Linked DNA regions of Homo sapiens: regions 1 and 2 are each linked to region 3. A link is a contact called in ENCODE Hi-C or POLR2A ChIA-PET data. All regions are on one chromosome and are shown on one strand. Each heading gives the region's core, a stretch centred on a gene start or an enhancer-like site at or near the end of the contact. The rest is flanking DNA. Distances are from core to core; before and after follow the strand shown. Region 1 overlaps DPP4 (dipeptidyl peptidase 4). Region 2 holds the start of PSMD14 (proteasome 26S subunit, non-ATPase 14). Region 3 holds the start of WDSUB1 (WD repeat, sterile alpha motif and U-box domain containing 1).

Evidence for each region. A loop is a pair of places that touch in the nucleus more often than their neighbours do. ChIA-PET counts read pairs that join two places held with the same protein, here RNA polymerase II (POLR2A). Pooled maps may share reads with other maps.
Region 1: a map of transverse colon shows a loop between it and region 3 (27-fold over the local background). The contact joins the enhancer-like site here to the promoter of WDSUB1 in region 3. A Hi-C loop is called at or near these places in 2 of 168 maps with a recorded cell type or tissue (naive thymus-derived CD4-positive, alpha-beta T cell and transverse colon) and 4 of 50 pooled maps. POLR2A ChIA-PET finds 5 or more read pairs at or near these places in 1 of 52 experiments (OCI-LY7).
Region 2: a loop to region 3 is called in a map of CD8-positive, alpha-beta T cell, with 6 times the contacts of the local background. The contact joins the promoter of PSMD14 here to the promoter of WDSUB1 in region 3. A Hi-C loop is called at or near these places in 3 of 168 maps with a recorded cell type or tissue (CD4-positive, alpha-beta T cell, CD8-positive, alpha-beta T cell and naive thymus-derived CD4-positive, alpha-beta T cell), 1 of 37 single-sample maps with no recorded cell type and 12 of 50 pooled maps. POLR2A ChIA-PET finds 5 or more read pairs at or near these places in 1 of 52 experiments (OCI-LY7).

What each region holds. Positions count from the first base shown.
Region 1 is chr2:162,009,646-162,013,936 of GRCh38, reverse strand. It overlaps DPP4 (dipeptidyl peptidase 4), which reads left to right. Exons shown (of 26, transcript NM_001935.4): 20 at 1,950-2,144. Among named protein-coding and RNA genes, the nearest start is that of DPP4, 62 kb to the left of the region's middle. Within about 2 kb of position 2,681, at least 4 of the 41 ENCODE cell types and tissues checked have a DNase peak (open chromatin) inside an H3K27ac peak, as active enhancers do; they include transverse colon, where a contact is called at or near this core.
Region 2 is chr2:161,305,430-161,309,789 of GRCh38, reverse strand. PSMD14 (proteasome 26S subunit, non-ATPase 14) reads right to left here and starts at 1,365. Exons shown (of 12, transcript NM_005805.6): 1 at 1,186-1,365. RefSeq lists an enhancer at 1,038-1,497.
Region 3 is chr2:159,284,480-159,288,748 of GRCh38, reverse strand. It overlaps WDSUB1 (WD repeat, sterile alpha motif and U-box domain containing 1), which reads left to right and starts at 2,046. Exons shown (of 11, transcript NM_001128212.3): 1 at 2,046-2,166. RefSeq lists silencers at 1,917-2,086, 1,773-2,212.

The DNA of each region.
Region 1 (4,291 bases), core at 1,432-3,931, 2.7 Mb before region 3:
GAGAGCGTTCGCTATTAAAAACTTCAAGTCTTTGAGAAAGTTAGGAAGTCACAAGTCTTTGAATAGTGAATGTGAACTCACATGAATTCCAAATATGACAGCTTTGTAAAATATTTTTTATAATCATTAGGAATACACCCTACTTTAATTTTTCTAAAATTGCCCTAGCGTCACCCATGATGCCATAATGTCAGGCTCTTCCTGTCCTGGCTTGCATCATTTCCTATATTAAAAACAAAATGAAACAACACTAGTGCAGGGACCTGCCGAATGCCAGGTGCTTGGCATCATTTGCCTTATTTTATTCACACAACAAACCCATATAGTAAGTTCTGTTGTTCCATTATACGGAAAAAGACATTGAAGGTCAGGGACATAATGTCTCTGTTGTTACCAGCGAGAAAAAAAAAGTGGGGAGAGGAAGGCAGGACCCAGATATTAGTATCAGACACAGCTTTGATCCACTATATTCACAGTTTCATGAAAACCACACATAAAAGCACAAAGAAAGGAAAAGATACATATTTTAAAATTCCAGATGTGTTATCTGATTTCTTTTCAAGTAAAATAATTGTAACAAATGAAGTCAATTCATTCGTGACACTAATTTGTTTTAGGCTTCGGCTCCAATGCTAAAAAAGCATCCTTTTGAGTGATATTTTTATCTTCTTTGACTTCCTAGTAAGTAACGATTTGATCTCCATTAGAAAAGGTTTTAAAAAATGGTAAATTTAATACATATTTCTGTTCAGTTATTTTCCTTTTCCTCTCTTTTAGGGTCTTTTTTTTTTTTCTATTTTAAAAAATAATCTTGTTTAATCTTGGGGTTAGGGAACTTGATATATATACCTAATATTAAGGCAAGCTCTTAATCTACCAAATTTAATATAATTGAGAGGAGCAAGGCATTTCACATGTGAAAAAATATTTGCTAGCTCAAGAAATGCATGAATGCATTTTCCTGTTTAAAGTTAGAATGTTATAGTGTTTTGTTTAAAACGAAAGTTCTTTTGACTGACCTCCCTAAGTAGAAGGAAAACATTAGCAAAGGCATGTAAGCAGAACTTGTCCTATCCTGTGCAGGGACAGTAAGCAGATGAGTGGAGAGATGGGCTGGGGAGGGAATAAGTTATTGGAGAGTATCCATGTCCAGGAGTTGTGTAGATGGTGCAAAGATGACATATTTAAATGAATTGAGATGAGCTATAAGGAGCTCCTCTTGATTAACAAGCAGAAATGAGAGTGCTTTACAGAGCTTTACAGAGATTGTGCACACAGCTCTGTGTAGGGTAGATGGTAGCCTGTGAAGATTGCAGATACAAGGGAGTTAAACTTGTTAGTATATAGAATGCCCAATGACATGCCCGTTTTCCAATGCAACCTGTTTCTTCCTCTGAAGTTTTAAATGTTAGCATTCATTCATACTGCAGTCCATTCCACAATGATTTACAGTCATTGTGAGCAAGACTGTGCCGGGTGCTATGGGAAATGCAAAGCATATGATGCAGAAGTCAAAGTCCTTAAAGAAGGAAATAAACTTGCAGTCCAGGAGTATTGTGTTAAGCTGAGATGGAAAGATATCCAAAGCTGCATTTATTGTTGTCATCATCATTTTTTTTATACCACAACTCCCCCTTCTTAACTATTAGAGAAATTATTTCTTTGATTTCCAAGATTACATTAATACTTCTAAAATCTTGGCCTATGAAGTCTGTGTTTGATAACTATCTTCAAAGACAAAACTGACAAGTATCTTTGAAGGAAATATACAACCATGGTAGTTGTGTTGCTAAGTTTTAGAGGACTCATTCTGGACACCCCATAGGCTGGCACAGTTTAAGGCTCATGATTGGGAAGGATGCATACTTCTCCACGGAGAAGAGAAATGTAAGCATTCCTCATTTGATTCCAGAAAACCATGAAAGCTAACAATTTGGTATTTTTCATAGGTATGCAGGCCCATGTAGTCAAAAAGCAGACACTGTCTTCAGACTGAACTGGGCCACTTACCTTGCAAGCACAGAAAACATTATAGTAGCTAGCTTTGATGGCAGAGGAAGTGGTTACCAAGGAGATAAGATCATGCATGCAATCAACAGAAGACTGGGAACATTTGAAGTTGAAGATCAAATTGAAGCAGCCAGGTGAGTGACTAGGAGATGAAGTCAAAGGTCATCTGATTTTTTTTCCCCTTTAAAATTTACATTTTAAAGCTGTAAAGTGTAAATAATTTAAAGTGTTCTGGGATGAATTTGTAATCTTTTATCCTTACGGTAGGTTTTAGTGAAGATGTTATGTTTAAATAACAATATATTACATTATAGATTGATATGAAGTTCAAAAAAAAAGCATTTCCTAAATTCCTCTCTGTATGAGACTCTAGAAAGGGAGTTGGCATATGTCCTACCACATTCTAAGAACAGAAAATCAAAATTCATCAGACTCGGGGACAAACTGAGGAATAAATGTACCCTAGTAAACATCTGACTAAACAAGCCAAGCCCATTCCTTCACAGTCAAGGATACTGTGTACATTTCCTTCAGTGTACATTTACGTCATAGGCAGTGACAACTCTGAAGTCCTAGGAGTAGCTCCTACAGTCTGGATGAGGGTGACTCTGCTATTTTGGGAAAATTGTGGAGCACAACCATCATCGGTACTATGTATAAGGGCTCTGTTACGTATGAACCACATCTCATTCTTGTGCTCTTCACTTATGGGACTATAACTAGATGTGATCTGGCTCAAGAGATGTTAACAATCAATGATGGTTACTCATAAGATGCATGTTGCATGAGAAGTGCTTTACCTGCAGGCATTGTCGCTGAAGCCCCGAGAGGTGGGTGTTCTTACCCCATATTTTAATTAAATAAATAGAGACTATTAGGTTAGGTAGCTTGCCAAAGTGAATCAGGATTTGAATCCAGTCTCATTCTGACTCTTATATTTAATTACATTCAACTGGTATGTGGGAAATGTAACTTTGAGTTTCTGTAACCAACAGCATGGATGTCTGGGGAAGCATAATAGGGAGGGTGGTTGAAAATAATGTTATGAAATCATAGACTAGGAAATGCAGAAGGATCCATGAATGATGAAATAGATGGAGAGAGGAGAAGATGACAATTGATTAAGGATTCCTGAGGAAAGAAATTCTCTTTTACTAAAGTTAATGATTAGCTATTTTCCTTAACAATTAAAAAATAGAGATTTAGAATAAACAGGGGATACATTTGTTTGAGAGTGAGGCTTTGATATTTTAAAAATAAACTTGTATCTATCCAGATCGCTCCTCTATGAGAGAGGGCATAGTTTCCAGGGTCTCTCAAATCTGACCAACAAAAGTCCTAAAATTACAAAATTAAGGATCTACTATATACAACCCCAGTTAAATAAGTATTGAGAAATAGTGCGTTTATACAGTGGCACACACTATTGCAGCAACTAAAAAGAGCTAAGCATAACAACATGGATGAATTGCATATACTGTTGAATGAAAGAAGCTGGACACAAAAGTGTACATCCTGCAAGATGCAATTTATGTAAAGATAAAAACAAGGCAAAAGTTCAGTGAAATTTTTATGGAATTCAATAAAAGAAAAACATTTCCTTTTGTCCCTTTGCAAAGAGGGAAATGCCTTAGAGGCTTCTGATAATATGCACAGGCCATGATTTCAAGGATACATTCACTTTGTAAAGGTTGATCAAATTATACATGAATGATCTGTTGCACATTGCTGTATGTCTGCCTCCTTCAATTTTACAAAGTTTACGTGGAAAAGATGAGTTGAAAACTATTTTAATTTTTTTCTAGCACTGCTTAACTTAGGGCAACCTAGGACATATTACATGAAAACACAAAGACTGTCAAAATCAAGATAGGTTAATGCAAAGGTCTGCAACCACCCACAATGCTAAAAATTTGAGTTCCATTTGTCAGGTATTTTTAAGTAAAAAAAAATTTCTTTTGATGTCAGGCTAATATTAAGAAATAGGTGCATACAATATTTTTCTTATTTCTTTACCTGGATTCCATCTCTGAACACAGTTTTGTGGCAAAGAAGACTTCTTAATCCATCAAGGAAAAATTTATTTCTATTGAGTGCACGGTACTGAGCTAACTAATCAACACCCAGCATAAGAAGGGATTTATTTAGAGAATGGTGTTTAAGTTCTCAGGTAGGGGGCCCGGAGACATTTCTAAGCCCTTACTCAGAAGTTTTTCATGCCCTTATCTTTCTCCATTGCAGGGGCAGACTCTCCCAAACTGAAAAACATCTGGAGAGATTT
Region 2 (4,360 bases), core at 116-2,615, 2.0 Mb before region 3:
TGAAGCATCAATAAAAGATCATCACTTGAAAACTTTCTTCCCTTGGCAAGATTTAGGGACAAATTCAAGACAACATTTAGCCTTTTTCACTAAATAGCACTTCACTAAACACACCTTAACTGTAGTTAATTCAGAACCACTATATATCTTAACCTCTAAACTTCAAATGAGTCAGCTGGTAGGTAGCCTTACGTGACAGGAAGGCCACCATTATATTAATCATCTCCACTAAAACTGTGTTCATGTTTTTGTTATTTCTACAGTATCAGTGCATGTCTTGCTGCTTTTCTCAAACACATTAAGTCAGAAGCACTAAAAAAACACTTGTGACCAGTGGAACAAAATCACTTTCACACTATAACTCTATTTTATGCTCATTTTTAAACCCTTTCCCCTGCCTTTCCATAATATTTTATCAACTTATATTACCATTTATTTTCTCGAGAATTTTTCCTTCAGTCACTAGGTTTATAGACTCAAAAGTTTACATTCTTTTTCTTTTGACAGACACAGAGCTACATCCCCAGGAAAATTAAGTTGCAAGATGTAACATACGGTAGCAGATTTCTACTTTACTTAAAACGAGAAATGTAATCAATTTACCAACAATTACTCAATTAGTATGATATTGAAAGTAAGTTAACAGCCATAGTAGCACACTTTGTTTTTAAGATATTCAAGGTCCAAAAGCAGTGTATCTGCAGGACTTTTGTTTACTTTTTGGAGGGAGCTGAAAACCTAACACTAACAGAAAAAGGGTTAAGGCTTACAGGAAGGACAAGAGATAAAACAAACGTATTCAATGGGAAAGTTAATTCTACTCTCTCTCCCTTGTTTTCCCGGTCTGCTTTGAAAAACTTCAAAGCAGACCGGTTAACAACTATGGATAGAGCACAGACAAACAGGCCATAAACAAGGATTCTCTCTATATAGATGGAAGAGGTTCCCATGATGTGAATTCGGCCAAACAGAAAAGAATGGAGAAAGGAGGCGACATCCAGACCTGACCCTGCCAGAGAGCCCTGAGAGCAGGCGAAGAGAATGAAGGAGGCCGGGCTCCTCCCTCGCGGCCCAGGCCTCCTGTGGCAACTCAGCTGGGCAACGTGACTCAGGAAAGCACGGGGCTGGCGGCGGCCTAGCACGGCTGCCTCCCCAGACCTCCCAGGCCTGCCTTCTGGGTCTTACCTGAAGACGGGCGGGAGCCGGATGCCGCGATATGGACCCTTGTCTTGCCTCTGTGGTGACGCGAAGACAGAGGCAACAGCAGCAGCGGCGCACACCCGACGCGGCTCTGTCTGCAAACCGGCGATGAATCAGCCCGATTCCATTCAAAAGAGTTGCCCGGGCCTCCGCCGCGAAGCACTTCCGGGTTCACTAGTTTGCTTCGGCTTCCGTTCCCCGACGGCCAATTGGAGACGACGGAGAGTCAAGCGGATGTCCAGGAGGAGCTCTTGGGACAGACGGCGCGGGCGGCCCGGCGTCTCCTGTCTCTGGCAGGACTGTGAGGCGGCACTTAGCGCCCTGGTCGCTCGCGCCCCGCCGACGCCTCCTTTTTCTCTCCCTACCTCTGCGCTCTGCGGCCGCCGCTGAGATCTGGGACGGCGGCACATCCAGCCCGGGAGACGACTGGCTAGGAAATAGAACTGTTAGTATTTTGAAGCCCAGATCCCCTTTCGTTTTGGTGTTCACTACTATTATTGCCCTCCTCAAAAACTAAAAGGTTCATTTGAGCTAGATTTAACTTGGTTATCTGAGAAGAAAATTTTTTTAAAAGAGGGGGGATGGTGTGATTAGAGGGGACCGGTAAGACGCCCTTTTCTGTAAGTCCGCTTTATCCACCTCTTGTCATTATTGCTTTGCAAGGATTGGATTTCAGGGAAAACTAAGGTTTCCCAAATGTTCAAACCACCTATTTTAAGCCGAGTTTAGTTTACAGGGTTTAAAGAGTCATTTATTCACATTTCTCCATGTAATTATCGGCAATCACATTTTACTCATGATCTACTTTGTGCTAGGCTTTCAAAAAGCAAAGTTGCAGAAGATATACTTGACAAGTTGATATTACACTCTAGGTCTAGGTACAGTCTCTGTTTAAGGCAGCTTGTTTGCCACGTTCCTGTCACTTTCTCAAATATGTTCCAAATAACAAGCATCTTTAAAGCATTCCTAAATCGAGAATGGTGATGAATCTACTGGACAGAGGGTGAGGAAAGATTACAGCGCCTGGATCCAAACTGTGATTTGAGTAGCACAATTGCTTTAAGATATTAATACCTTTAAAAACACAAAGATTATTTTACTCATAGGTAATATTTGGATCCACATCTTTATGCTTCCCCCCCAAACCTATGCCTCTCTATTCATTTTTTATGGGAGGAGGGGGTGAGTAGCCCCGTCCTCCAAATAATTTTCCTAATCAGAAACTTAAGAGTATGAACACTTGCCTCTTTTTCATCTCTCCCCACTGTAGAAACCATGAAATGTGTAATCTCCATAACAGCTTTTCCAATCCACCACTTCCCCTTCTAAATACTCCCCACTTTGGCCTTAACTCAGACCTTCCTCACTTCTTTTTTATTTTATTTTATTTTATATGTATTTATTTATTAATGCATTTTTGAGTTAGGGTCTTGCTTTGTCACGCAGGCTGGAGTGCAGTGGCGCCATCTGGGCTCACTGCAACATCCCGTCCCCGGGCTCAGGCAACCCTCCCACTTCAGCCTCCTAGGTAGCTAGGGCTACAGGCGCTTGCCACCATGCCCAGTTAATTTTTATTTATGTTTTTATTTATTTTATTTTTTTAGTAGAGACAGGATTTCACCATGTTCCCCAGGCTACTTTTTTAGAATGCTCTTTGATCTTTCCGCCTTCGGTCTGATTCCTTTTAATCCATTCTCCACCTCACTGGTAAAAATTTTTGTGCTATATGTAGTCATGCTCCTTCTTTATTTAAAATTCCACTAGTGGCTCCCCATAACATTCATTATAAAGGTCAAAAAAAAAAAAAACCCTTAAACTTTGTTTGGAGCACCTTTTGCTCCAGCCATACTAAAGTATTTAGCTGGGGAATAAGATGTCCATAGGGCTTTGAAAAACGCTAACATATTCCTGAGACTGTAGAAGGTGCTTAGGGTGTGCATATGTCTAGGGTTATGTGAACACTCAAGATAGGCCTGAGAAGGCCCTGAGCTCTAACCTCTGGGTGACCTTGAGGCACTACAGAAGCAAGAAGTGAAGGCTAAGGCAGAATTATTTGGTTGGTTGGTGCAAAAAATTGCGGTTTTGTCATTTCAACGAAATTACTTTGGTACCAACCTAATGTAAAGTGCTTGGCTGATTGTTGAAGGCTTGTCCCAACGTAAGTACTAAACCCCTCAGGAAAGACTGGGAGATTTTTTGGTTGAAGGTGTTTAAGAAAACCTGTCTCTCTAATCATTAGTTGACCACTAAGCTAACTGAGCAGAAACCTGAGTGGTCACACACAATAAACAATGCAGACTTTAAAGAATTCATTCATAAGCTAGGTGCGGTGGCACACGTGTAGTCCCAGCTACTCGGTAAACTAAGGCCAGAGGATCCCTTGAGTCACCAACTCAGACCCTATCTCTAAAAAAAAAAAAAAAGAATGAGTTCAGAAAAGTCACTAAATCAACAACTGCTACAACAAACAGAAATAACAGTGAAGCTTGGGGAGCGGGTAGAATCTGATTTCCAGTGTTGCACATTATATTATTTAAAATGTTCAGTTTTCAAAATAGTTAAGATACATGCAAAGAAACAAGAATGTATGGCTCATACACAGGATAAAAATTAATCAATAGAAACTCACCCGAGGAAGCCTACATGCTGGACTTACTAGATAAAAAGGCTTTAAATCAGATATTTTCAATATGTTACAAAGCTAAAGGAAACCATGTCTAAAGAACTAGAGGAAAGTATGAGATGTTTCATCAAATAGATGATAAAGACAAATCATTTTTTAAAACCCAAATAATTCTGGAGTTAAAAAGTATAATATGCCATGACGGAGACAAATTTTAAATTTTTAAAAAAAAATAAAATAACAAAAAGGTATAATAAAGTGAAAAGTTTACTAGAGGGGCTCAACCCCAGATTTGAGCAGGGAGAAAAAAAAAATCAGCAAACTTCAATATAGGTCAGTTGAGATGATCTAGTCTGGGCAACAGATTGAAAAGAGAAAGAAGAAACATCAACAGGCCTCAAAGTCCTGTGGGACACAATCAAGCACACCAACGTGCGCGTAATGGGAGTTTCAGAAGGAGAGGAGAAAAAGAAAAGGGCAGGCATAATACTTGAATAAAAGAATGGCCAAAAACTTCCTAAATTTAATGAGAAATAT
Region 3 (4,269 bases), core at 797-3,296:
GGCGACAGAGCAAGACTCCATCTCACAAACAAACAAAAAAACCCACACACAAATTAGTGTAGATAAAAAAGGTATCCCTCAAGTTTGACAAGAAAGTGGAGAGACAAACACAACTACATATTGCTGAGAGTGTAAACTGTACAACCTCTCTGAAGAGCAGTATGGTAATACTTATTAAAACTGTCTACACCTTTATGCCCAGTGATTCCATTTCCTTTTTTTTCTTTTGTGAGACAAAGTCTCACTCTATCCCCCAGACTGGAAGTGGAATGGGGAGATCTCTGCCCACTGCAACCTCAGCCTCCTGGGTTCAAGAGATTCTCCTGTCTCAGCCTCCTGAGTAGCTGGGATTACAGGTGCGTGCCACCATGCCTGGCTAATTTTTTTCTATTTTTAGTAGAGATGGGGTTTCACCACGTTGGCCAGGCTGGTCTTGAACTCCTGACCTCAGGTGATCCACCCAGCTTGGCCTCCCAAAGTGCTGGGATTACAGGCGTGAGCCACCGCACCTGGCCTCCATTTCAATTTTTATCCTAAGTACATATTCATAAATATGGAAAAAGATTTATGTACATAACGTGGTAATATATTGAGGCTAAAAGAAAAAGATTTAGGTACAAAGATATTTAATCCAGCATTATCTACACTAAGATCAAAATTGTTGAAACCATCCAGCAACAGGGAAAATGTTAAATAATTTATGGTATGTTTATATGTAGACCATTATGTAGAAAAAAAAGCTAATGAAATTTTAGACATGGGAACAGCTCATGACACAAGTTTGTTTAAAAAGGCAGTTTCCAGGACTTTTTGTAAAATTAGTTTTTCTGAAAGACTGAGAGAAAATGTTATCTCTGAGTGGGTGATCTCTGAGGGGTGTAATTATTGACTATTTATTTTCCTGTTATATATTCTGTGTTTCCTACAGAGAGCTCTATTATTTATACAATCAAAAACTTGTTTTTAGAAAAATACTGTTTTGGCAATACTTTGGAATGGAATTTGGTGTTCAAAGTCTCAATCATGATGCACTCCGCTAATTTTAAAAAATTAACAAGAACTTCACAAAATCCTAATTTTTAATCTTCCCTTTCCCCTTAATCTTTTTCATTGCAAATAGTTTCCCACGGTCTCAATTTCATCTTTAAATGTGAGCATTTTAGGTCATTACTCTTCAAATGTAACTTCGGTCTCCACAGGCTGATATATTTTTAATGTTTCCTCATGGATTAAAAATAAAAGCTCTCTGTATCTTTGATTTTCATCTGAACATAGTCCCACACTATGTTGTGCATTTAGTTAACAAGTGGTAATTTGCTCAGGAACTTTTTTTTTTCTGGATAATTTTTATCTCAAAAAGCACTGGCAGGGCCACTTTGTAGTCAATGACACGTGGAAACCAGTCTACCGTGAGCCAGTGGGACGCACTGGGAAAGGCTGAAGAAAAGGCGCCCGGGGTTCCAGTGAGCTCAGGATACCCACCCAACGGCAGGGCTGGGGCCCGGGGCAGGCAGCCTGCCCGGGAGAGACCCCTAGGGGAACCCGAATGAGGAGGCGAGGGCAGAAGACGCCAAGTCACGGACCGCCCAGGGTGGCCGAAATAGAGAAGGCCAATCTGGGAGACCGGCCTCGGAGTACACAGTGCAGGGTGGAGAACTGGAGAAAGAGGTAAAAACTTTCAGCAGGGATGGCCGAACATTCCATGCAACGCCCCTTTAAAACGACGTTTCAGGCGATCACTAGGCCTTGCGACCGCAGCTTTAGCAAAAACAGAAAGATTTGCGACGGAAGTCCCTTTCCAAGCCTGAAATCGCCTTGACCCTAGGAGCCAGAAGCTGGGGAGGAACTCGCAGTCCGGGCGGAAGAGCGCGCATGCGCCGCCTCAGGGGCCGGTCCCGGGGGCGGGGCCTGTTCCCTCCGCCCTGGGTCTCCACAGGCTTTCGCGGGGCGGGGCCTACTCCCTCCGCTCTGGGTCACAGCGGGCGTTCGGGGGGCGGGGCCTGTTCCCTCCGCTCTGGGTCCCCGCGGGCGTTCGGGGGCGGGGCCTGTTCCCTCTGCTCTGGGTCTCCGCCGGCGCCCGCCCCGCCAGCCTCACCTGCGCGGCACGTGACCCGCACCGCCCGTGGGCACCTTGAAGGCGGATCCCGCGCGCCCCCGCTCCTGCAGGTGAGAGCGGCCGCGCCCACGGGCCGGCTCAGCGGCGGTGGCGGCAGGTGGGGAAGCGCGGCTGGGCCTGCTCGCGCGGGGCGTCTGAGCCCTCCATTTCCCGGTTCTAACCGCGCAGCAGGGCCCAACCGGGACCTTGAGTGCGGCGAGGCGTGGTTCGTGCACCCTTGGCCCGGGGCTAGGGCGGGCGTGTCGGCGTCGGGTGGAAGGAAGCCCCTTGCGGGTGAGCTCCCTGCCTCCCAGGCCTCCCTCTTGCCTGGGGTCGCTCAGTCCACAGAGGCCCGGCCGCTCATAGAGGGGGGCACATTCCTGGTCTTTCGTGCATGGGGGGTGTAAGTGGCGGACTTTATTTTGGGAGCGCTGGACACCTTTCGGGTTTGCTTTGAATGAGATGGGATTCATGTGTTTACGCTGGCCAACTGACCTGGTGTGCCCGGGAATTTACTGTTCGCGTGACAGCCGAGGCCCGAGGGAACGCCCACACCGCCCCCCCTACCCCAAGGCAGGTCCTGGGTAGGCCTGAGAGCTTTTTCAAAACAAACTGTTCAGCTGACGGTGGCCTCGGTACTTCCCACTGAATGCCCTGGAACTTGCAAAGGGAGCTGAGTGCGGCAGAGGGCTGGGAGCCGGAGTTTGTTTGGAAAATCACCTGTGCGCACTTGCACAGCTGGGATTTGCGAGCTCTCCAGAAAGCACCACCTGGTCTTGATTGTTTTCAAGACAGCAGTACAGGGATAGTCTACCAGAAATTTTCGTGTTTGGTTTTTAGGCTTTATTGGAGTTTATGTTCGAAGAAAAGAAGCTGAACTTATCCTAAAAGGATAAGATGAAGATAGGGAAAGGCATGCTCCTTATGCCTTAATATTTGTTTGATTGATTGATGGGGTCCTGCTCTGTTGCCCAGGCTAGAGTGCAGTGGTGCAATCACAGCTCACCGCCGGCGTCACCTCCGGGGCTCAAGTGATGCTCCCGCCTCAGCTTCTCGAGTAGCTGGGACTACAGGTGCTCGCCACCACACCCAGCTAATTATTTTTATTTTTAGAGAGATGGGGTCTTGCCTTGTTGCCCAGACTGGTCTTAAACTCTTGGGCTCAAGTGTTCCACCCATCTCGGCCTCCCAAAATGCTGGGACTACAGGTGTGCACCATCGCGCCCAGACTTTTTTTTTCTTTGGTAGAGGTGTTTCCGTAAATAAGACTAGGACAAAGGATTATCAATTTTACAAGTCAAGGTTATACCTGCCCCTTTCAGAGCTGATTCTGCCTCACTTGACACCAGTTTTCCACCGTCAGTTATGTTTCTGTGTGTGTATATATATTTAGTCTTGGTAGATTTTCTAATTTCATATTACATATGGATTATTTAAAGGCTGGAACTCAGTTGGGCTCGAACAAAATAAATATTCAACTTATATTTATTTAAGTACATTAGGTGCCTGACAGTTTTACATGGTGTGGATACAGAAATGAGCAAGATGGCAAAGTACCTACTCCTTTGGGATTTACATCCTAGTCGGAGGAGACAATTTAACAAATATCCGATGCTGGTGGTAATTGCTGAGAATATAGAGTGATGTGCTAGCCTAGGGAGTGGCTACTTTAAATAGGGAAACCGTCTCTGAGGAGAGACACTGAAATTGAGATCTAAATGACAAATAGGATCCCAAGAGCAGAGGCAAGAACATTTCAGCTTGAGAAAACCGCTTTATGGAGACGGAAGACTGTTAGGCCAAGGAGGCTGGAAAGAAGAGAGGGACAGTGGCCAGAGTTGAGATCTGAGAAGTGGGCAGGCGGGAATTATATAGGATTTTGATTACATAAGACTGTATAGGATTTTGTTTGCCATGATGAGTTTGATTTTATTCTAAATTTGTAAATTTGTTCTTGAGCGTGGTCTGGCTAAGTTCATTTTTTGACACTTTCTTAGGTTTTCTTTTCTTGGTTTCCTTGATTCATTCAGAGGTGGTTCCTCACCTCAAGTCTTTTGTATAATTTTACTATTTATCAGACAGGATGACAAACCATGATAGGACAGCTTTCAACATGGTCACTTATTAATAAATTTTCAATGAGACTTTTGTTGTTTTTTTTTAAGAGCAAATCC